Regions from separate parts of the Homo sapiens genome. Here region 1 is linked to region 2. The links are chromatin loops, found by intact Hi-C in ENCODE. Cell type or tissue: PC-3. All regions are shown on one strand. Each heading gives the region's core, and the rest is flanking DNA. Links, peaks and the distances in the headings are about the cores only.

The links. Hi-C counts contacts between places; a loop is a spot of excess contacts. Peaks named below come from ENCODE experiments on the same cell type or tissue, not always from the same donor. Only the 100,000 strongest peaks of a DNase experiment are listed, where the experiment ranks them.
Region 1: it touches region 2 in a loop (31-fold over the local background); 7 of 110 quality-filtered maps call a loop at or near these places.

The regions. Positions count from the first base shown.
Region 1 is chr2:29,290,563-29,301,627 of GRCh38, forward strand. ALK (ALK receptor tyrosine kinase) reads right to left here. Exons shown (of 29, transcript NM_004304.5): 9 at 6,326-6,495. Among named protein-coding and RNA genes, the nearest start is that of CLIP4, 180 kb to the left of the region's middle. In PC-3, for the core only: a CTCF peak has its summit at 5,496 (motif pointing right); no DNase peak of the experiment used is centred there; H3K27me3 peaks cover 992 bases.
Region 2 is chr2:30,020,565-30,031,629 of GRCh38, forward strand. No RefSeq gene overlaps it. Among named protein-coding and RNA genes, the nearest start is that of ALK, 100 kb to the left of the region's middle. RefSeq lists an enhancer at 5,418-5,918. In PC-3, for the core only: CTCF peaks have their summits at 6,069 (motif pointing left) and 6,272; a DNase peak (open chromatin) is centred at 5,787; H3K4me3 peaks cover 752 bases; H3K27ac peaks cover 1,729 bases.

The sequences.
Region 1 (11,065 bases), core at 954-8,953, 730 kb before region 2:
CCTAAAGATGAAGCAGGGCTCTATTTAGCACAGTGTACCAACCTTGTGGCTGGGGTCTCCTGTTGATCCTTACAGCAGTGAACTTTATTCTCAATGAAAGGGCGATTTGTTAAATGTACAGTATAACTAAAGGTTATTTTTATGCCTTGGTTAGACTTGGTACATGAATAGATATGCAAATTAAAAATGCCTATCAGAGACTGTGCTCCAGTGCTGGGGAGGAAACACATGGTGTGGGGATAGTCAAAGGCATGCCGGAGTGGGAGGCACCTGGAGAGGGGACACAATGGCCTGGAAGGATAAGGGGAGACTCCAGCTGTGAGCCTGAGAGGAGAGGCAGGCAGGCAGGGGCCGTGCGGGGAATGGTCTGCAGCAGGAGGTGGTGGTGGGAATTGCTAGGATGAATTTCAGGAGCTGGTTGAAGCAAAGGGAAAGCAGTAAACTAATGTGAAATGGATAAGAGATGTGGCCTAAAAATAACCAAGAACCTAAATATTTTGTTAGTAACAATGGCTATTGACCAGGTGCGATGGCTCCTGCCTGTTATCCCAGCAGTTTGGGAGGCCCAGGCAAGAGGATCACTTGAGGCCAGGAGTTCAAGATCAGCCTAGGCAACATAGCAAGACCCTGTCTGTACAATTTTTTTTTTTAATTAGCTGGGCATGGTGGTGCACGCCTGTAGTTCTAGCTACTAGGGAGGCTGTGGCAGGAGGATTGCTTGAGCTCAGGAGTTTGACACTGCAGTGAGCTGTGATCATGCCACTGCACTCCAGCCTGGGTGACAGAGTGAGGCCTTGTCTCTAAAAATTAAATTAAAAAATTAAAAAACAACAACAATGGCTACTGTTTTTCAAGTTTCTGCTACATGCCAAGCCCCATGCATCACTTCCTCAGGCAGTACATAGGAGGCAGACCAGCCTAAAGTTTAAGGGAAAATTATTTAACCTCCATAGCCCTCAGATTTCTCATATTAAAAAGGGGATTAATTATAATATCTACCCCAAGGGGTTGTTTTAAGGATGAAATTAGATAATGCATGTTAAGTACTTGTTACATGACTGGCAGGCAGTAAGCACTCAACAAACGCTAGCTCTAATCATCATTTATAACTCTTAAATGGCTTTATCAGGATGCTGTGATTCAATTAACAGAAATGTGAATTAAGCAGAATTTTTTTAGGGGTGTGTCTAGACCTGCAAACTGAGGCTTACCGGAAATCTCTGGATTTCCACTCACTGAAATCTACTATTTCTCTACACAGATAAGAACAAGTAATAAAAGACGCTCTTCAATGCCTTTCTCATCACAGAAAGATGCTACACAAAGGGAGAGTGTTGTTATTGACAGCATCCCACATAAAATGAGAATTCTGTCGGTGATAAAAATTGAATAGAAAAAAAATCTTGGCTCTATGGAGTTTCTGGTCTAAATGCATGAAGACATAACTCTCAGTTTAACCCATCTCATTTGAAAGATGCATTGGTGAAACACACCACTTGTCGTTTAGGACAAAGGATTGCAAAGGGAACAGGAAATCTAAATATCTCCAGAAGGAACAATTTTTCTTGTTAGACTATGTATGTAGTGTACGGCTAAAAGCCTTTATAATGATAGTGCTGAGGAATGGAGCCTGCACAGGTGTGATAAGTTGTGTACTTTATATTTGACTGTACAATTGCAGTGATTTGTGGGACATGATTTGATCCATGGTGTTTCCAAATCCATCTCATAACGAGTTGAACTTAGCATGGCTTCTGCTCTGTAAGCGTGTCAAAGCTTAGGATAGTGTGGGAACATTGTGTTTAATTTAGTAAGATATATAGAGAGAGGAAAAACTAGGGGTATATCTCTGCAAGAGACTGACAATTAGAATCAGGAGAGAGAACTTGCCTTTCTTCTATTTTGAGAAAAGGTAGAATTAATTCCAGCAGAAAGAGCAGCAATTGAATGAGGGAGGTGGGGCTGATAAAGTGGGGAGAGGATGAGGAAAAGTAGCTATGTGAGGTGGATGTAAAGTAATGAGATAATTTTTAAGCACACATCAAGCTGATATTTGAATTGGTGTTGTCCTTCAAAATTACCTTGAGAGCATTTATCTGTATTCAGAGGACATTGCCACTGCTCAAAACATCTTAGGCATTGCTCTTAGAGATTTTTCCTGTTACTCATTATACTATGGTTGTACAGTTAACATAATTCTGTAATGATGACAGACTATTACATTCCTTCTATCGCTTTACATGTTTGTAAGTGGACAGAAGAAATATCATTCCATGGATCAATGCCTCCCTGTCACCAGGCTTTATGTACCTATGACTTATTCACCGAGCCTTCCCGAGGACTACTGTGTGGTGGGGGCAATCTGACTAGAGCCCTTTTCTCTCAAGTGCACAACTCTAGTTCTCTCTATCACAAGGACCAGGGCACCCAATTAGGATCAAAGTCTTTCTTATGAAGTGATTCCAACAGGAATGTGACCAGAGACAAAGAAAGCACAGGTACCAGGCAAGTCCCTAAAGATAATTCCTTGTCACAGAGTAACAAATGCTGTTTTGGTTCATCTGATGGGACACAGGTGTTGCTCTGATATACAGAACACTTTGCAGTAGTATTTATTATAAAGCAATCATATCTGTTTTGTCGGACACAGGTTGAAGAGAGGAGGAATGTTAGATAGATTCCATCAAGTGAAATTCTCAGTTTATTCAACTGGAATTTGAAAGTATATGCAATTTCCCTCAATACATCATTCTGTCAATGCATATTTATTGGGCATACTACATGTTAAGTATGGTACTAAAGATTCAGGAAGCAGTGATTTATAAGACACACACAATCCCTACCTTGTTAGTTTGTATATTCAGATATAAAAAAGATAATAAAGAGTGATAAATTATTATAGGGATGTTTCAAGAGCCATGAGAATATATTGTGGGTACATATAGAGTATAGGTGTCTGGGGATAATTTTTTTTAAGTGAAGGAAGAGTAGTATTTAGAGAGATGGAAAGTAAAGGCAGAACATTAAGTTCTTCCTTTAACTTTAACATGCCTTTAACATGGCAACTGCAAAAGCCTAGAAGTAAGAATGTAGCATGGTACAACTGAGTGGAAGGAAGGGGAGATTGAGAGAGAAAGAATGGTTTAAGAAGCAGCTGGTGAAACTAGCGCTGGACAGATCACACATGGGCTTAAAAAAGGTCTTATTAGGGAGTTTTAAAGGCATCCCCAAAGCCACAGGAAGCCACAGAAGGATTTCCAAAATAGGAAAATGGTCAGATTTCCAATACCGTTGACTAGAGCCTGGAGTCTCTTAAGTGCTAACCTCTAAGCCCTAATAAAGTTACTTTAAAAATTTTGTAATGTGTGAAGGTTGAGGAACCTGGGAGCAGAGGTGATTTGGGACAGCATAGGGAATAAAATTTCTGCCGCTTTCAAGGTTCAGGGTTGGGGAGCTGTCCACAAAGTAGGTGCTGAATAGCTGAAGCCAGGAGCTGCCTAAGGAAGCTTCATGGGATGTGGGGCAGGTGGCGCCAGGTGTTACCGCCTACCTCAGAGGTGGGAGGAAGAGAGTTGGTTTTTCTTTGTCTTTTATCCATCCTATTTTTCTATTTTCCTTGCTTATGTCTTCCTCTACCTTCTCCTTTCTCCCATTTTCATCTTCTAGCAATCTGGGCAGCTATAGCTGACTCTCCCTGAAGGAAGAGGGAAGAGAATGCTTTTTGCTCCTCCATCAGTGACTTCTCATAAGGAGTCAACAGAGCATTGTGAAAACAAATTCATAAGAAGCCCGCCTTTATCTAAGGGTTGGATGACTGGTTATATTGCTAAATTGGCCATCCCAGACCCTTCTGAGCCATTAGGTGGGGAGATATTGTCATTATTATACTATAGTTATTAGTAGTTGAGCATTTAGTGTGGATCAGGCAGTTAAACAAGCACTTTACTTCTCCAAACCTAAGAGGAGACTGTGTTGTCTGTTTTATAGAACATGGCTTGACTTGGAAGATCAGTGGTTGTGATTTGTGCTATTTGTTTAATAAATTATTACTGAGGCCAAATAACTGAAAGATGCAGAAAATAAAATCTATTAATACTCTGTGTAGACTCTTTCAATAGTCATTTCATTTAGTCTCATAACAATCTTGTGAAATTATACTGTTATTATTCTCATTTTACTGATGAGGACACTGAGGCTCAGAGAGCTTAAGTAATTGGCTGAGGTCACACAACTAGTAAGTGACCATGGCAGTTTTCAAACTTGGCACTATTTGATTCCAAAGCCTCTGCCCTTTCATCTAGAGTGCTTCTTTGGTTTCTTTGGGGCCAGTCACATCTACAGTCTAGTTTGATTTTAGCGAATGAAAACTGCTGCACTTCATTTTCCTTCAGTACCATTTGCCTCTGGATCTTGATGCTTCCCATATCATCTGTACCTCTGGGAGGGCAGCTTCCAACCTCAGAGCATGTCAGTGGTATGCAGGCTCCCAGCGAATGGAAGCACTCTTGTTTTCTGTAATTGTACACTTATTAGGTCACAAGGCATCATCAAACCAAGCTGTCTTTTGTCGGAATCCCCACTGGACAGTTTGGTCTCAGTATCAATACTGGAAATGTTAGTCTGGTAAACAGCCTTTAACAGGGAAGAAGGAGGCTGAGAACGAAGTCTCCTTCAAATGAAACTCTAGAGGATGAGAGTGAACCGAGTCAACATCTTACTTTAAATCCCCTGGAGTAGCTATGAAAGAGAGAAGACTTGCTGGATTGAGGAGAAAAAAAACACTTTGATTCATCTGAATTAATTTCACCTCTCCCAGGAGGGAGGATTCTTTCACCACCCTCCTGTTCTCCACCAACTGCATGCAGCTCCACAATCCCCAAAGACAAAAGACTAAACTATAGTGGGCAGAGCTCACACTTCCTCCTTTCTCCACTTAAATCCATTTGTCCTGGGGTCACTGATCCTTGGAATGTCCTTGGGCTTTGATCGTTAACCCACACACATCTGAAGGAGTGGGTAGCTAGTGCTCAGAGTGAGGACAATGCCTTTGTCCTTTGACAGCACTGATGCAGTTATGAGCTCTTGGACATAGCAGACTGTGGGGTTTGGGCGAAAAATGTGAAACCAGCTTTACACTTATAAAGCTGCATGCCAACTAGCATCACCCTCCACCTTGCCTTGAGCCCTCTGTCCTCATTTTTTGAAGGTGGATCCACCAGGATGGTAATTTGATTGTGTTTTAGGAGTCTCAGGCAGAGGCTGCTGTGGGTTGTAAGGGTTGACTTTTAGCCCATAAAAGATGGCTGTCCCCCATCCAGATCCATTTATCTGTCCCCTTTATAGAAATGGCCCCTCGCCCCTCTTTTGTCTGGAACAGATCAGCACCCACCATGAGGGTTCAGGATGATACGGCAGGGTCACATGAGTGCTGCCATGCAGGGCCATCTTTATTCAAGTACGGCTTGCTCCAGGCTGACTGCAGGTGGCAGAATAGTGCCATCCTGGGAGACAAGTGGCAGTGAACACTCCATGGTTCCTGCTCCATTGCAGAGCCACGTGGAGTTAATGATTTTCTAGTTCAAACCTCTCAGCTTAAAGGTGAGGAAACTGAGGCCCAAAGAAGTCAAGGATGTTGCTCAAAGTCACAGAGGCCATTAGTGATAGAGCCCAAATAGGAACTAAGACCACAAGTAGAAGCATTCCTCTGTTTACTGAAGAATTTGCCATCCTCTTTATCAACCTGCCTCAGGACCTGACTCAACAGAGAACACTGGACTCGGAGTCGGGCCTGGGCACCAGTCCCAATTCCGATTCCAACTTGCTGGCACTTCACCGTTTTGATTCTGTTTCTCCCCTTATAACAGGACAGGAGTGGTAAATGATGATAAGGCCTGTCCTACCTACCTTGCAGGTTTTCTTGTTAATAAGGATAAAATAAAAGTGGGGAAAGTAAGGCAAAGTCTATCATATAAGAGAACATGCTATATACATGTAAAACCAAACTGTTATTTGGGGGAAATGTGAGTTGTTCAATTTTATTTTTCCTCCAGACACTGGGGGTAGCCAACCAGGCCATACCAGTGGTCCCGAGACAAGTGTTCAGTAGCCTCTTCATCCCTTGGAGAAGCTTGTAAACTGCAGAAAGTGTGTAACCTGCAGAGTGTGTGTGTGTGTGTGTGCACGTGCGTGCACGCGCACATATCGGTGTGTGGGCACATCTGCATGTGTGTCTTGGGTAAAAGGCACGGGGAAAGGGAAGGCATGATTTCTTTTTCATTTTAGCTGATAGAGGAGAAGGGTATTGGGGGAGATGCATAGAGCCTACCTGTCAGACACATCGAGGAGAGGCAACACCATCCACTGCCACAGGCTCAAGCCTTCATAGGCGGCGACATGCCAGACCATCCTGCCTTGCTCCTTCCCGGTTTTGTTCTCCACTAGCACCAAGGACACGTTTCCCCTCAAGACTCCACGAATGAGCCAGGACATTCGGAGCTGTGAGGGCGAGAAGAGTCAGAGGACAAGGTATGATTGCTGAAAGGTCCCCTTTCTGGAATTCTCCACTGAAGTTTCAAGGACCTTATAAGAGACTCAGCTGAGTTCAGCCTGGTGAGAAGAGCTGGATGCCCACCACCTGTCTCACCAAGAGGCTTTCAGTGAAGTTCAAGTATCCCATTTCCTAGGATAACTGAACGAATCTGTTAATTTTTTTTCTTGGGCAGGGACAACTGATGGGCAGTTTTGGAACTTTGTTCAGGTTGATGTTATCATCCTACCTTTCACAAGATTCTGCCTGTAAGGTGATATCAAGATCAATGGGGTAGTAAATGAACTTCCTAAAGAGTAGCCAAAGATTCTTGCCTGTGGCCCCAATTTACTTTGTGACCTTGGACAAATGATTTTGTGACTCAGTTTCTTTTAGTGATTTAGGTATCATAGATTTTTCTCTCTTCCCCAAAGACTCTAATAATCTCATTTGAATGGTGTCATGTCACATGTCAGCTAACTAAAGACCCAATGACTTGACACCTGTGGCCACTGGCAGGCAAAGGCCAGACAAAAATCTACATATCAAGATCTTTTAATATGGGCATCTTTCGAAGAGGATGCCCACTTCGCCAAAAGGAAGTTACAACTGTGTTTTTCATTGTGTCTTTATTAAAAGTTTCTGTGGCATTGTTCCTAAACATTTGAAAGAAAATTGTAACTAATAACCTTTGTAAGAAAGTTTAAGTACGATCATATTCAGAGGTAGGACATACTATAAACAAGGTTTCTGGTCTTTGTGTTTAAAAACCTAGGACAACTATATCATATCATTGCCTAAAATAATCCTGTAAGAAAAAATGGTGGTTATTGTAGAAAGAAAGGTAAAATATGTCTTATGGTAAACTGGCAGTTTCGTCAGAGTAAAGGTACCCCCTTTTTACTGATTCTCTCTGAATACCTGCTTCTTTGTAAATTACCACTCCTTTGTCTTCCAGTCCTTGATACATGGTTGCCTCACAATTTGATTGAAGAGGTTAAGAACCATGACTCACGGCAGCCCCAAACTTCCCACTTTCTTGCATACAAACCCTTCACTAATAAGGTCACACCAGGGCATTGGGGCCCCCAGGGACTGATTTACTTCTGAGTCCCTGGACCTTGTAAGCCTGGTCTATAACCACAGACACTTCACTTACACCTTTCCCATTTCTCCATATCCTGGGTAGCAAATATGCATCTCTACTGAGACCTCCTAGGATAAATGAATGAATCTGTTAATTTTTTTTTCTGGCCTCACTTAGCTTTCTTGTACAAGCCATGATTGGAAATTTCAACTCTACCCCTGCTAACTGTAAACCCTTTCAGCTCTCAGCCCATGCCATGCAGTGCCTAGCTTGGGATCACGATGCTTTCTCCTTTTGCTCCTTGGCTGAAGAATACTGCTAATTTGAACTTCCATGAATTCAGACTGTTGAGTCTCAATGCCCTGGATGTGAGGTGGTACTTGTTCATTCTCTCTTGATTTCCACAGTTGATTTCCAGACACACATAGTACAATGGGTGTTTCAAACTCTCCCTCGCATACTGACACTCTCACCCCCTGGTTCCCACCTCCTAATCCACTGATTTGATTTCTACTTTACTGAGAAGATCTACTATGTCAGGAACAATCTCCTTCAGTCCCCTTCTCTCTTTTTTGTGGGCCCAGTGTTTATTTATCCTCCTTTCTTTTCCTTTTCTCTCTTAGAGGAAGCTGCATCCTTCACTGTCTTCCACGTTAGCCCAGCTCATTTTCTCTCCCCCAGTCCTTGCTCTTTTAGTTACTGCCCTCCTTTCCCTCCTTTCCCCAGCATCTCAGAGTCAATCTTTTGGCTCCTTTGTCTACAAATAAGATCAAGGTTCACCCATTCTGGAGAAATATCCTTTATTTCATCCTCTGGGCTCCTCTGGCTTGTAACCATTTCTTTGCCCCATTCAGATGCTCACATCTTGAACAGCTGGGATGTAACTGCTGCCGCTAGTTACTTGTTGCTCATTCTCTCTTTAAGTTCTTTCAACCTGGTTTCTAGATAATCTCCTCATTACTCTAGCAAAATAGAGTACCCATGTCCTTTATAACTCTTTGAACTCTTCAGAGTCTCCTAAAGTGCCTCTCCCTCTCCACTCTTTCTCTCTTCCGAATTCTCTTGTATATTTCTATCACATTCTCCTGTTGATCATGCTCATCTGTGACTTGGGCTCAACAACTGTCGATGGTTTCTCATGCCCTGTCAAAAATTATGGCATTTACATTCCTCTATTATCTGAGGAAATCAACTTTTTCATCATTCAACAAATATTTGTTAAGCACTTATGCTGGGTCACATGAATTCTCCATTTCAGAATGGTCTAAGACCTCTAGAATCAGAGAGTTCTGAATTCAAAACCTGTTTTTACCACTTTGGCCTAGTTATTTAATCATTTTGAAGCTCAGTTTCCTATTCTCTAAGATGAGAATAGTTTTATCTCTTATAGGGTTATAGGGACTGTTAACTGAAATAATAATTGATGTAACAAAATATTAAAAAGGCATTTTGGCTGAAGCATGGAGGCAGTGGGTGCTGCATTTCAAAGGGAAGTGTAAGAGCACAAGGTTGCAGAACTTTCAAGAGAGGTGGATAAAAATGAATGACATAATTCTTAACCCTTCACTCATACTTTGCATATTACAAAATGCTGGAGGTTGACTATTAGGAGAGAGTTTTTGGAAGGTGCTTTTGGCATACCACGAGTTCCATTTCACTCTCCTGCTAAGAAGAAGGTGGGAAGGGTGTTCCATCTTCATCTCAAGTCAAGAGAGAATGGTTTTATGATACCATATCAAGGACTTGATACTTACCCCTGCAGTTTTGGAAACACGGTGGATTAGTGTCTGTCTCCTACCTGGAAGGTCTAAAGTTTGAACTAGGGGCTGGCTAGCTGCTCTGATGGCAGAACAAGGCAAGGTGGCAGCATCGGGTGGCCTACACTCCCAGAGTTTGCTGGGGCAGAAATGCATGAGTGTTGCATATGGGTGGGAGGAGAACCATGTATAGGGGAGCCCATGCAGGGTCACTGTAGATCTTGCCTAAGAGGGAGGTAAATAGACAATAGTAGGAAGAAGCTGCCGGTATCTTGAGATGCCCAAGAGTGGAGGAAGGTGGAAGTGACCACCTATAATAGAGATGCACATACCTGGCCGGGCACGGTGGCTCACACCTGTAATCCCACCACTCTGGGAGGCCGAGTCAGGTGGATCACTTGAGGTCAGAAGTTTGAGACCAGCCTGGCAAACATGGTGAAACCCCGACTCTACTAAAAATACAAAAATTAGCCAGGTGTGGTGGCAGGTACCTGTAGTCCCAGCTACTCAGGAGGCTGAGGCTGAGGCAGGAGAATCCCTTGAACCTGGGAGGCAGAGGTTGCAGTGAGCCGAGATTGTGCCATTGCACTCTAGCCTGGGTGACAGAGCAAGACTCTGTCTCAAAAAAAAAAAAAAAAAAAATGCATGTGCCCTAAGTCAAGGCGAAAAATTCTAAGCCATGGTGGAGGGGATGAGGAGAAAGGTGGATCTACAAAGGAACCCCAAAAGCCCCTGTGTGAGAAACAGTAAGCCTTGGACATTTGTTACATCCAGAGAACACCAATGCAAGATTACCCAACAGTCTCCAATAAGAACTTTCTTGCTCCCCTGAAATCCTTTCTGTGTCTATGCTTACAACCCCAACAAGTCAGAAGTCAACAAGATGACAGAAGAGGAGGAGAGGTTGGGTGGAGAACTAGAGAGGCCACTGACCACACCCTTTCTCTCATTTCAGGCTTTCCATCTGCAATAGGACCAAGTTTGGAGGCGGCAGGAGAGGGCAAGAAGTGATGACTTTAAAGCAAGATTGAAATTGTGACTGGATGAGCATGCTGATTACTAAAAAGCCTGTGTTTTGCATTTTTAAGTGACTGAAGAACTGTCTGCATTACCTTCCAGTGACCAGAGAAGTAGTCTGTCAGTTTTCACCTAGCAATCCACACAAGGAAGCTGAATGAATGCGGGTTCCAGACTCCCCTACACCAGTCTACTTGCCAGATTTGCACCTGACTTGCATTTCTCTGCTTCTATACTTTTTATTCTTTTGTTTTCTCTACCTGCTTTTTCCTTCTGTCTTCTTAAAAAATGAGATCTCTTTCCTTTTCAGGAGGCCTTTTTCTTTTCATCCATCTCAGAAACCACTTCCTCCTCCTCTTAAATCTTCTAAGGTTATTGGGACCTGCTGCCTTGTCTTCTCTCTCTACCCTTGGTCATGAATTCCTTCAAGGCAGGGACTGTCTTATTCATCTTATGTTCACAGTGGCTGTCAAGCAAGGGCACGTTGTAGGAACCAATCAATGTCAGCATGAATAAAATTGCATATCTATATAGGGAGACACTCTCATCTTTGCCAGGCTTTCCTCTTAGAGGTAGTCAATCAACTTTCCATCCTAGGAAGCTCCTTGGCACTTTCTTACATTCTATGGGTCAGGGACCAGGGAAGGGGAGAAGTTCCTCACTTTCCAGCCACTTGGC
Region 2 (11,065 bases), core at 1,373-9,372:
TACGTATATGCAAATATTCCAAAATCCAAACACTTCTGGTACCAAGCATTTCAGGATAAGGGATACTCACCCTGTAATATAAAAACAAAACTTTCCCTGAAGTCCCCAGCAGACTTCAACTTGTTTCTCCTTGATCAAAAGAGTGTGAAATGGCTGCCCTTCGCTGCAAAGGAAGTTGGACCAAGTAGTTTATAGCTGGGCACATTGCTGTTGTTAGAATGTCACAGCATTCCTCAAGCACCTGCAACTGCAAATGGCCAAGCCATCGTTTTCACTTGCCTCCCTTCGACTACTCCTATGCTGTGCCCTCCATCAAGGCCACCACAGCTCCCAAGACAGATCTGTCATTGACTCCCTCCCCTCAAATCTCACATAGGAGGCTCCAAGTCTTTCCAAACAACTCTCACATCCTATCCTTTCCCTGGACTCCTGTCAGCCTTCTTCATCATCTTCTTGCCCTCTCACTCAATCTTTGCAGTCAGCCAGACTCATCTTTCTTTCTTTTTTTTTTTTTTTGAGACAGAGTTTCACTCTTTTTGCCCAGGCTGGAGTGCAATGGCACGATCTCGGCTCACTGCAACCTCCGCCTCCCAGGTTCAAGTGATTCTCCTGCCTCAGCCTCCCAAGTAGCTGGGATTACAGGCGCCTGCCACCATGCCCAGCTTTTTTTGTATTTTTAGTAGAGACGGGGTTTCACCATGTTGGCCAGGGTGGTCTCGATCTCTCAACCTTGTGATCCACCCACCTCGGCCTCCCAAAGTGCTGGGATTACAGGCGTGAGCCACCGCGCCCGGCCAGCCAGACTCATCTTTCTAAAGGCAAAAACAGATCGTGAAATGGTCTCAATTTGTTTTTAGGATAAAACGTAAATTTCTTATCGTGGCTTCTAAGGCCCTTCATGACCTAGCCCTTAGCTATCTCTCCAGCTGTACTTGTCACCACTCTTCCTTTCACATTCTTCGGCTATTCTGAACTTCTTTTCCATTCCTCTAGTAACCAACACTATCTCCTGAATCCAAGAACTTCTGCAGGTCTTTTTCCTCCACCTGGAATATTCCCCATCTACATCCACTGTGTCTAAATAGAATTTCTATCATCTTCACTGCTCAACTTAAGGATCCTGTTCTCCAAAGAGTCTTTCCTCACTCTCCTACAAGAAGATGATAATATTATTGCTGCAATAACAAACAACTGCAAAATCTCAGTGGCTTACATTTTGCTGCAGTAACAACTGCAAAGTCTCAGTGGCTTACAACAACCAACACTTAATTTTCTTCTCATTTCACATGTCAGTGGCTACAGGTCAGCTCTGCTCCCTGTGCCTTCTCATTTTAGGACCCAGGCTGAGGGCACAGTCCCAATCTATGGCATGACATTCTCACAGTGGAAACATGGGATGCCTCTTAAAACTTCTACTCAGACATGGTACACATTCCACCCTCTCACATTCTATTGACCAACACATGTCATACACGACCAAGGATATTATCTTGGGACTGGGAATGTATCCTCCTTCAACAGAGAGATGCCGTGAGTCACACAGCAATGGGAGAGGAGGTATAATCCTTTAACTCAGAAGGAAGAAGACAATAGTTGAGGCTAATCATATAATCTACTACCATGATAATGATAGTGACAACGTTATTTACTGAGTGTTTGCTGTCTGCCAGGCTTCATGCTAAATGCATTAATAAAATTTTTCCTTGTATCCTCACAAGACTACTGAGCACTATTGCTCCCCGCAGATGAGAAAATGGAGGGGAAGGGAGTTGGAGCAACTTGCTCATGGTCACATAATGAGTGGTAAAAGTGTGGATTTAAAACTAATTTCAATTCTGTCTGCTCAGAATTCATGCTTTACATCATTATACCATGCTGCTTCTGTGGCTCACTCCCAAGCTTAGTCTTTACCACCAATTGGCAATTTCCAGGGTAGCTTTGAAAGGAGACATGTGACCAGCATGGTGCCCAGATCGCAGTCAGTGTTTGTAGAGCAAACAAATAAGCTACTGCACCCCATCTCCTATTTTTCAGTTAGCTAATTTGCATTCAAAGTGTCCGTTTCTGTTTGGGTGTCACTTCCTTCCAGAAACTTCCTCTGACCACACAGGCTGGGTTAGGATGCCTCTTCTGTGTGTCTATGGGAAACTGTGCATAGAGCTATTCTTGTACTTATTATAACAAACCATAATGATCTTTGTGACTTGAGAGCTCGCTCATGGCTTCTCACGTCTGAACCCTTCTTTCTCTTCCTCTGCTCCTCTCCCTCCTAGCCCTGGTTGGTCCCCCTGAGCAGGGTTATTATGTCCTCCAGATGGGATCAGACCCACTCACTCATTCTCTAAGGCCTGCTGTGCACACCAGGCAATGCAGTCAGCTCCTTCACCACCAACATCCTGTCTTGCAGAGCCCACAGCCCAATGGAGGAGCAAGATGAGAGACAAGGAATCAGACTGGAAGCATAAAATAATTCCAGATTGCAAAGACAAATATAAATAGAAAAGAGTGATAAGGCATGGGATATCTACTTATCATAGGCTGGTCAGAGAAGTATGTTTTGAGACAGTGATGTTTAGGCTGAAACTGAATGATGAGAAGGAGCCAGCCATGGCACGACAGCAAAACAGCACACCTTCCAAGCAGAGGGAACAACACATACAGAGGTGGCATAAAGCTTGTGTTCTAGAAATCAAAAGAAAGCACATGGCTGGAGTGTATGAGCTGCTGGGGACATGGCTTAATAATGCTGGAGGGATAGATTAGAAATAGATCTCACCAGGCATGTGGGCCATGGCAAGGAGTTTAGATGTGAACCTCTGGAAGGTTCTCAGGAGGGGAGAGACCATCTGCTTTTCATTTTAAGAACATCTTTCTGGCCACTGTGTGGAATAAAGTAGTAGGACACCATTGTATTGTCCAGAAGATAGATGATGATGGTGGCCTAGGCTAAGGAGATGGAAACTAGTGGAGATGGATAAGCTGGTAGATTTTATACATCATGTGATGTGGCTTTAGGCATGCGTCATTTGAGGAGTCTGCAGACATCCACGTGAAGCTGTCAGGCAGATGGAGCTTAGAGGAGAGGTCCAGGCCGGAGGTCTAATTTGAGAGCCATCAGAACACTGATGGGGTTTTAAGCTAAGGGGATAGAGAAAAGAAGTGAACCCAGGACTGAGACCTGGGCATACCAATATTGAGAACTCAGGAAGGGAGACTGAGGCAGTGGATCACAAGGTCAGGAGATCAAGACCATCCTGGCTAACACGGTAAAACCCTGCCTCTACTAAAAATACAAAAAAAATTAGCCAGGCATGGTGGCAGGTGCCTGTAGTCCCAGCTACTTGGGAGGCGGAGCTTGCAGTGAGCCGAGATCAGGCCACTGCACTCCAGCCTGGGCGACAGAGCGAGACTCCGTCTCAAAAAAAAAAAAAAGAAGTCAAGAAGAGGAGGAGCTAGGGAAGGGGGTTAGGAAGGATGGCCAGAGAGGTGGGAAGAAAACCAGGAGACCCTGGAACCACAGATCTCAAGATCAAGAGGCTTTAAGTACAAATGACCGAAAAGCATTAATATTTCTGCCCTGTGATAAATGGATCAAAAAAGATTCTGAATAAATGTTAGTGTTCTTTCCGCCTCTACCCTTAGATATTTACATGTTGATGAAGGTAAACATTTACATCAAAAAAACTGTTCTCTATTTGTGAGATTTTAGGTGTTGGCCTACACAAAGGAACATTTAGGAGAAGGGAGAAGAGTAATGATGAAATTATATCCCATGTAAAGCTAGACCTACCTTATTTATAAGTTTTGTTGCTAGGAGAGTCTTTAGAAACCACCTAGTACCCTGACTTAGACAGTAAGGCCAGCCTTGTGGCATCAATAATGAGCAGCACCTGACAAAATCACTCAAGTGCTCATAATGGGCTACTCTATGGTTGCTCTGGGGGAGGGGCCAGCACTTGTGCTTTAACAAGCCCTCCAGGTAATTCCGATGCATGCTCCAGTTTGGGAACCCCTGTATCACAAGAGCCCCTGGCCTGTTACCCCATTCATAGCTAATTGGTAATGCAGTAAGCACCACGGAATAAATAAGTCAAACCTGGAGCTGATAATCAATATAGCTTGGCAAGTCTTGGTGGCCATCGGTGACAGGACAAAGGGAGACATGCTAGGGCTTATCCCACGGCCCCTGGGAAGCCCCTGGAGGTAGCGTAGCAGCTAGGGACCCCGACTTGGTTGTACCACAGCCTCTGGGTTGTAATCCCTTGTCAAAGATTTTCCGTTTCAGTAATGCTGTTATCCTGGGGATTATGGCCAAATGGAAATACATTAAATTGTAAATCACCTTCCCCACGTGGGCCAAGAGAAGCCCCAGAAGAATTCATTAAAGTGTAATGGTACCTGCACCTGTCATTACGCACGCCTCACTCAAATAAGGCCATAGAATACAGATTATTCACCTGGAATATGGCCACGCCATAATGAGCTCCTCCAGGGTTAGCTCCTAGTGGAGAGTAGGAAAGAGTGAGGCAGCTACTTAGAGCAAAATATTTCCAGGAGTAGCAAGGATGCTGGGCTGGAAGACTTGCCCTGTCTGTACTGCTAATTCACTGCTTGTCCATGGGCAAACTGCTTCTTGTCCTGGCTCCAGTTTCCTCAACTGTGAAATAAATTGTTTCCAGTGCTTCTCAAACTTTAGAGTGCATAAAAATCACCTCAAGAGGTAGCCAGCCATTCCAGTACTCCCAGGACTGAGGGAAGTCCTGTGATATTGGCGTTTCAGTGGTAAAACCATGACAGTGCCAGGCAAACCGAGCCTAGTTGGTCACCCTACTCCTGGAGGGCTTGTTGAATCAGAGTGCTATCCCCTCACCAGGGATTCTGATTCCATGAGGGAGAGGAGGAAGCAAAGGAGAGCAAGAGTTTGCTAACAAGCTCCCTGAATGCCAGGGATAGACTAGATGGTGGTTCCTAAATGCCTTTCTGCAGACAAGCTACATTAGACACACCTGAAGAGTTTGTTAAAAATACCGGTTCCTAGGTTCCAGCACCAGACATTTTTTTTTTTCTTTTTTGAGACGGAGTCTCGCTCTGTCGCCCAGGCTGGAGTGCAGTGGCGCCATCTCGGCTCACTGCAAGCTCCGCCCCCTGGAGTTCACGCCATTCTCCTGCCTCAGCCTCCAGAGTAGCTGGGACTACAGGCGCCTGCCACCACGCCCGGCTAATTTTTTTGTATTTTTAGTAGAGACGGGGTTTCACCGTGTTAGCAAGGATGGTCTCGATTTCCTGACCTCGTGATCCGCCCATCTCGGCCTCCCGAAGTTCTGCGATAACAGGCGTGAGCCACCGCGCCTGCCCTCCAGCACTAGACATTCTTACTCGATGGGGCTAGAGCTGAGTCTAGGAATCTACATTTCTAACAAGCTTCAGTGGTGATGCCCGGTGGGATTGAGAACCACTAAACTAGATCATGTGTACGGTTCCACGCAATTCAGGCATTCTATTACATTTTAAGTGTCTGTGTGCATGTCCATTTAGTAAAAGCTCCCCAAATTTGATGAACAACCCTCAATCATTTTATCTGGCTAGGATCAGTCATGCCTGGCATTAGGCATTTCCATTTTTGCCCTGAGCAAATGCAGCTGTTGGAGGAAGCGCACGGCCCTGGGAGACAGGCGTGCTCATTCAGAGTGGGCGAACACATGCGCTTACTCATGGATGCAGCTCTCATTTGCCCTCGGGGAGACGGAAGCCTGCGTCAAGGAGCTCCAGCAAGCTGCCCGGATATGAGCCTGTCACTGGGGCCTTGTTGCGGATGACTGTGCCCTGGCCTGCGTGTGTCATGCCAGGTGAAGTCAGAGAGGGGACAATAAGTGTCCCCTGTACCCAGGGTTTGGCAATCTTGCTGCGACCGTCTCATGACCCAGCAGACTACAAACAACTTGCAGTGAAATGTAATAAAAGAGTCCAGAGGGAGTGGAGCATGATGTACACCCCAGCCCTACAGAAGTGACAGCCCAGCCCCTGCGGCTGCATCAGGCTCTAAACAGAGCAGGTGCTGCCACCTCCTGGCCCCACTCAGGCTGAGCCACCGCAGTCTCCAGATGCATTTGGAATCTCAAATTGGGAATTCTGGAGATTCGGCCTCGAAAACACCCCAGAGACCATCTAACTCTTCCCACCCCATGTGCAGAAGAGGAAACTGAGCTCCCTCGATGTTGGCAGTTTTCCCCCACGTCCGACTGTGTGGCAGAGCCAGAGGCAAGCCCACCTGGTGCTCTTTTCCTAGTGCCTCACTGATCTCCTGCTGCTTTAAGCCAAACAGCTATGACCCAGTAATCCTGGCCAGAGCGGGAGCTGGGGTTTGTGGTGAGATCTGAGCAAGGAGAGAGGCTTGGCTGCTACTCGGTCCTGTGCCAGCTTGCCTCCTCCATGCCTAACCTTTGAAGATGAACCGAGACCCACCTTTGGAGATGAACAGAGACCCTGGTCAGGGAAGAACACTTGCCACTTCTCAGAGAGAAAGAAATGCTCCACGAATACATCACTTCAAATAGTAGTCTCCATAGCAGACAAGCATCACGTGGAAAAGAGACCCTACTTCCTTGAAACAAAACCACCTTGAGTGTGCAGATTCTTTGTTGCTGTTGTTCTTGAAAAGTCGTCTAGGACCATAGCAAACACCCCTGTAGCAGAAACCAGCAACCTGCAGAGATGGGGTGTGCCCAGCAGAGCTGTGTAGAATGTCAAGGCTTGGGGGTAAATGAAATTAAAAGAGGAAAAGGAGAAGGTAGAGAAGAGGAAAAAGCAAAAGAGGGAATAGAGAGAAGGAAGGACAGGATGGACAGATGAATGCACTGAGTACCAACCTGAGCCAAAGACTGCTAACCCTTGCTTCAATAAGTCTCTCATTCATCAAACATTTTTGGATGCCTACTCTGCCCAAGGCATCCTGCCTGTACCCAGAGTGGACACGACAAGTAATCTCTTACCCCTGCTTTCAAAGAATGTATCAGATAAAGCATGTGGAAAAGAAATCTTTCCAAGCCAGTGTGATATGAAGTAGAAGGTGATGGATGTTGTGAGAGGGAAGACTCCTGACTATGCAAATCCAGAGGAGGGGCAAAGAGGGGAGAAATAGAAGAAGGTGGTGTCATTTCATCAAGGCTCCAAAATCATGAGAAGAATGGGGGCATGCAAAGATGAAATGTAGGGCATTTCAAGCATAAAACAAAGAAAAGGCATGAACTGGACACGGAGGAAAAGTGGTTATGGAGAAGACAGCAGTTGCATCTGGCTAAAATGCAGGTGCAAGAAGGGACACACAGGCAATAGGTGGAAAAGGCAGGTGGGGCCAAGTCGAGGAGCAGGTGGTAAAGTGAACTTGAATGCCAAGTTAACTGTTCCCTCGGCATCAGGGAGTCCCTGCAGGCTCCAAAACAAGACAGGGGCATAATCAACTGTTCCGGATGCTGCAGGGCAAAAGAGCACTCAGTATGAACTCTGCAGCGTGAGGAATGGGGGAGCTTGAGTTAGGGGGAAGAGGGGTGCCCCATCCACCGGGATTTTATTTTGCAACTCAAAGTGCTGAACAACATATCCCAGTGTTCATATTGCTGGATTATATCTGCCAGTTTCTGCTTCCTGTGCACTCACTGCCAGGCTTTCTCCTCTCTGAGCTGCTCTAGAGAACAATAATAACATCCTCTGCTTCCCACTGGCCTGCATTCTGTTCTGCTGTCTGAACAATGCATGTGTCTTTGCTCCTCGATGGATGAGGCTTGTATTTCTGATTCAAATTCACAATAAAGTCAAAAGCAATTGTGCTGGAGCTGCTGGTGGGTCCAATGATCACTACCTTGGATAGAGACTGGGGACTCCCTTGTTCAAGCCCCTACGATGAAGACACATTGGACTTCTCCAGTTCTGTCCCTCCCCGGAACTTGTAACACAGTGGCACTGAACAATCAGAGCAATTAACAAAATGCTCAGAATGTACAGAAAGGAGATGAAGGAAGTTCAGCATTGCAGTTGGTGGGGGCTCCTCCCATCACAATCGATTCATCAAACAAACTTGCCAACTCTCTAAACTTTAATTTCAAATGACTGGGTCCCTTTGTGCACAGACAGATAATCAAATTCAGTATGTTGGAAACATGTTTCAGTCTTTTCTGGGTTGTTATTTTTTTTTTCAATTTTAAACAAATAAGAGCTCTTTCCAAGGCAGTGTTTTATTTCCTTTGCTTCACAGCCTGATTAATGATAGGCTCAGCCCCACAAAAAGCCAAGGGAAGAGAGGAAAATAAATGTGAAGGCCCAGCCATTTAAGTCCTCTCCTGGCCTTCCAAGAGAGGTTTAATACCCACCGACCACTCCGGGGTACAAATCTGAGCTGGATGCCATGGGTTGGCATGGGGTGAGCCTGAGTCTATGGCTGAGCTAATTATGCTTTTCAGCCTGGGCTAGGCATTGTCTTAAGAAACCAAGTGGAAATCACCAGGATTCTACAAACCCCCAGATGTTCACTTTGAGTTTCTGCCCTTTGATGGTACAAAGAGTGATGGACATGGAGTCAGAAGGCCTGGGTTTGGGACCCAGATCTACTCTTTACTGGAGGTGGGACTTTAACCAAGTCCCTTCCGTCTCCAAACTGAGGCCAGGCCTCAGTCTCCTCAAGTGTGAAGCAGGAATAATGATGTCCACTTCAAAATGTTTAAAAGGAGCTGGTACCACATCATCTCTTACAGAGAGACTCCTTGGTAGGACCCCCCAACCCCAGAAGCTCCCCTGAGCTATGTACATCTTGTAGGGCATGGATATGGCTGGAACCAAGGGCTCAGGAAAGGGAGTGACATCTCTGGGTTAGAAATAAAGAATTTCTGGCCGGGTGCGGTGGCTCACGCCTGTAATCCCAGCACTTTGGGAGGCCGAGGCGGGCGGATCACCTGAGGTCAGGAGTTCGAGACCAGCCTGCCAAACATGGTGAAACCCTATCTCTACTAAAAATACAAAAAATTAGCCAGGCATGGTGGCAGGCCCCTGTAATCCCAGCTACTTGGGAAGCCTAGGCAGGAGAATCACTTGAACCCCGGAGGCAGAGGTTGCAGCGAGCCAAGATCGTGCCATTGCATTCCACCCTGGGCAACAAGAGTGAAATTCCATAAAAAGAAGAAAGCAAGAAAGCAAGAAGGAAGAAAGGAAGAGAGGGAGGGAGGGAAGGAAGGAGGGAAGGAAGGAAGGAAGGAAGGAAGGAAGGAAGGAAGGAAGGAAGGAAGGAAGGAAGGAAGGAATTCTAACAGAAAAGGCAGTGAAAAGCAAGAGGCACAGAGGAGAGGGAAGAGCCAGAGGCTGTGATGGGCAGGACACAGCCTCCTCATTCCCCATCCCACCCCACCTGACAGCACTATGCCTCTTATCTACAGCAAATTGCTAAACTAATAAAACATGTCACATGTTTAAAGTGGAGTGTGCGGGTGTGTGATGAGACTGCTCTTTGCATCCAGCAATCCAATGCAGCTTAGAACCATAAGTCTGTGAGAATTTGCAGAAACCATGAGGACAGGCTTAAGTCTCTCCCAGGCTGTGGAGACTCCTGGTGACATCTGTGTGGTGTTACCATTGCTACAATAACAACACATTAGGAACGTTTCATTCAAATGGTTACACTTCCAAAGAACGGGCTTACACTTAGAATCTTGATCCATCTTTGTTCCATCCTGGGCCATTCCCTGGTGAACACAGCATGGCTGGGACATGGACATGGTAGAATTGGGAGCCTCATTTTCATTTTCAGTCTAGTACAATTCAGGTGAGGAGACAGCGGGAGCATCTGTTTCTGGGTCTCCAGCAGTAAAGAGGACAGGGCTTCCACACAGTCAGGGGGGGAAAAAAAAAGAGATTTCAAGAGGAAACAGAACTAACAATGTCCCTGGCAGGTTAGTTTCATGCTGCACCTGTTCTACTGGTTTGCTCACTTCTGCCTCAGTGACATTTTGCATATTTTACTCACAGTGCCTTGAAGTAGTTTAACTTTCAATAGGGTGCTTTTTGGCAGTTCTCCTAACCTAATTAGGTATCTGCCTAAGCCAGGGGAGTGACACATTTTTCTGGCCAAAGTAACCGTCCCAAGATCATGAGCATGCCTAACACATCCGAGTCCAGTGCTCACAGTGGACATCACTTATGTAGTTCTGCCAGGAAGGTACTGAGCTTTCATCTTTGCCTCATGTCTATAGTCTATTCTATTTCATTTGGAGCTCATCATCCGTGGTATTGCCTTGCAAATTATTTATCCATCGGGTTATTGTAGTAAACTTGTAAGCAGATGGGGTTTTAGACTTTCCATCCTGCCTCAAAGAAAAATGAACAAGGAGTGCAAGACACCTAAAATCCCTCATCCATCACCGCCTCCTGCCAGGTGATCTGCTTCCGCTATCCATGCTGTACACATCTCCTGCACTTCTCTCTGTATTCTGCTACAAGGAAGAGGTGAATCAACAGCGCCTCTGATGTCAGCGACACCCAGATGTTGGGCCTGCTCTTCTTCTTTCTGTCTAGGCCACATGTTCTGGGCTTTCCTGGTTTTCTTTACAGAGCTCCAACACTGGCATTTATTTATAAACCGTAGCCTTGGCTTCCCTTTAGTTTTCACCTCACGTCCCTAATCCAGGCCTCACCTTCAAAGCTTCCTAGCGCTCTTCTCTGACAGACCCAAATTCCCTTATTTCCATCAGGGTCTGTCTATACCAGGGCACTAATTAACTTCTGGCTCTCCAAGTTACAGAGCTCATTTGCTGACTCACAGGAGACAACCAAAGGAAGTCCTTCATTAGCATTCCTGAGCTGCTCATTAGCCACTGGGAGAATCACACCATCCAAGCTGTCAAATGCACCCAACTACAGGAAGGAAAAACAACGCTGCTTGGATTAATGACTCCAGGCATTGGGCATCTCCTAAGAGCCCAGCACTATGGGAGGAGAGGTATCAAATCCGTGTGAGGCAAACCCCTGTCACCAAGGAGATAAGAGCAAGACTCACAAGCATGAAACAAATAAAATATAGTATAGA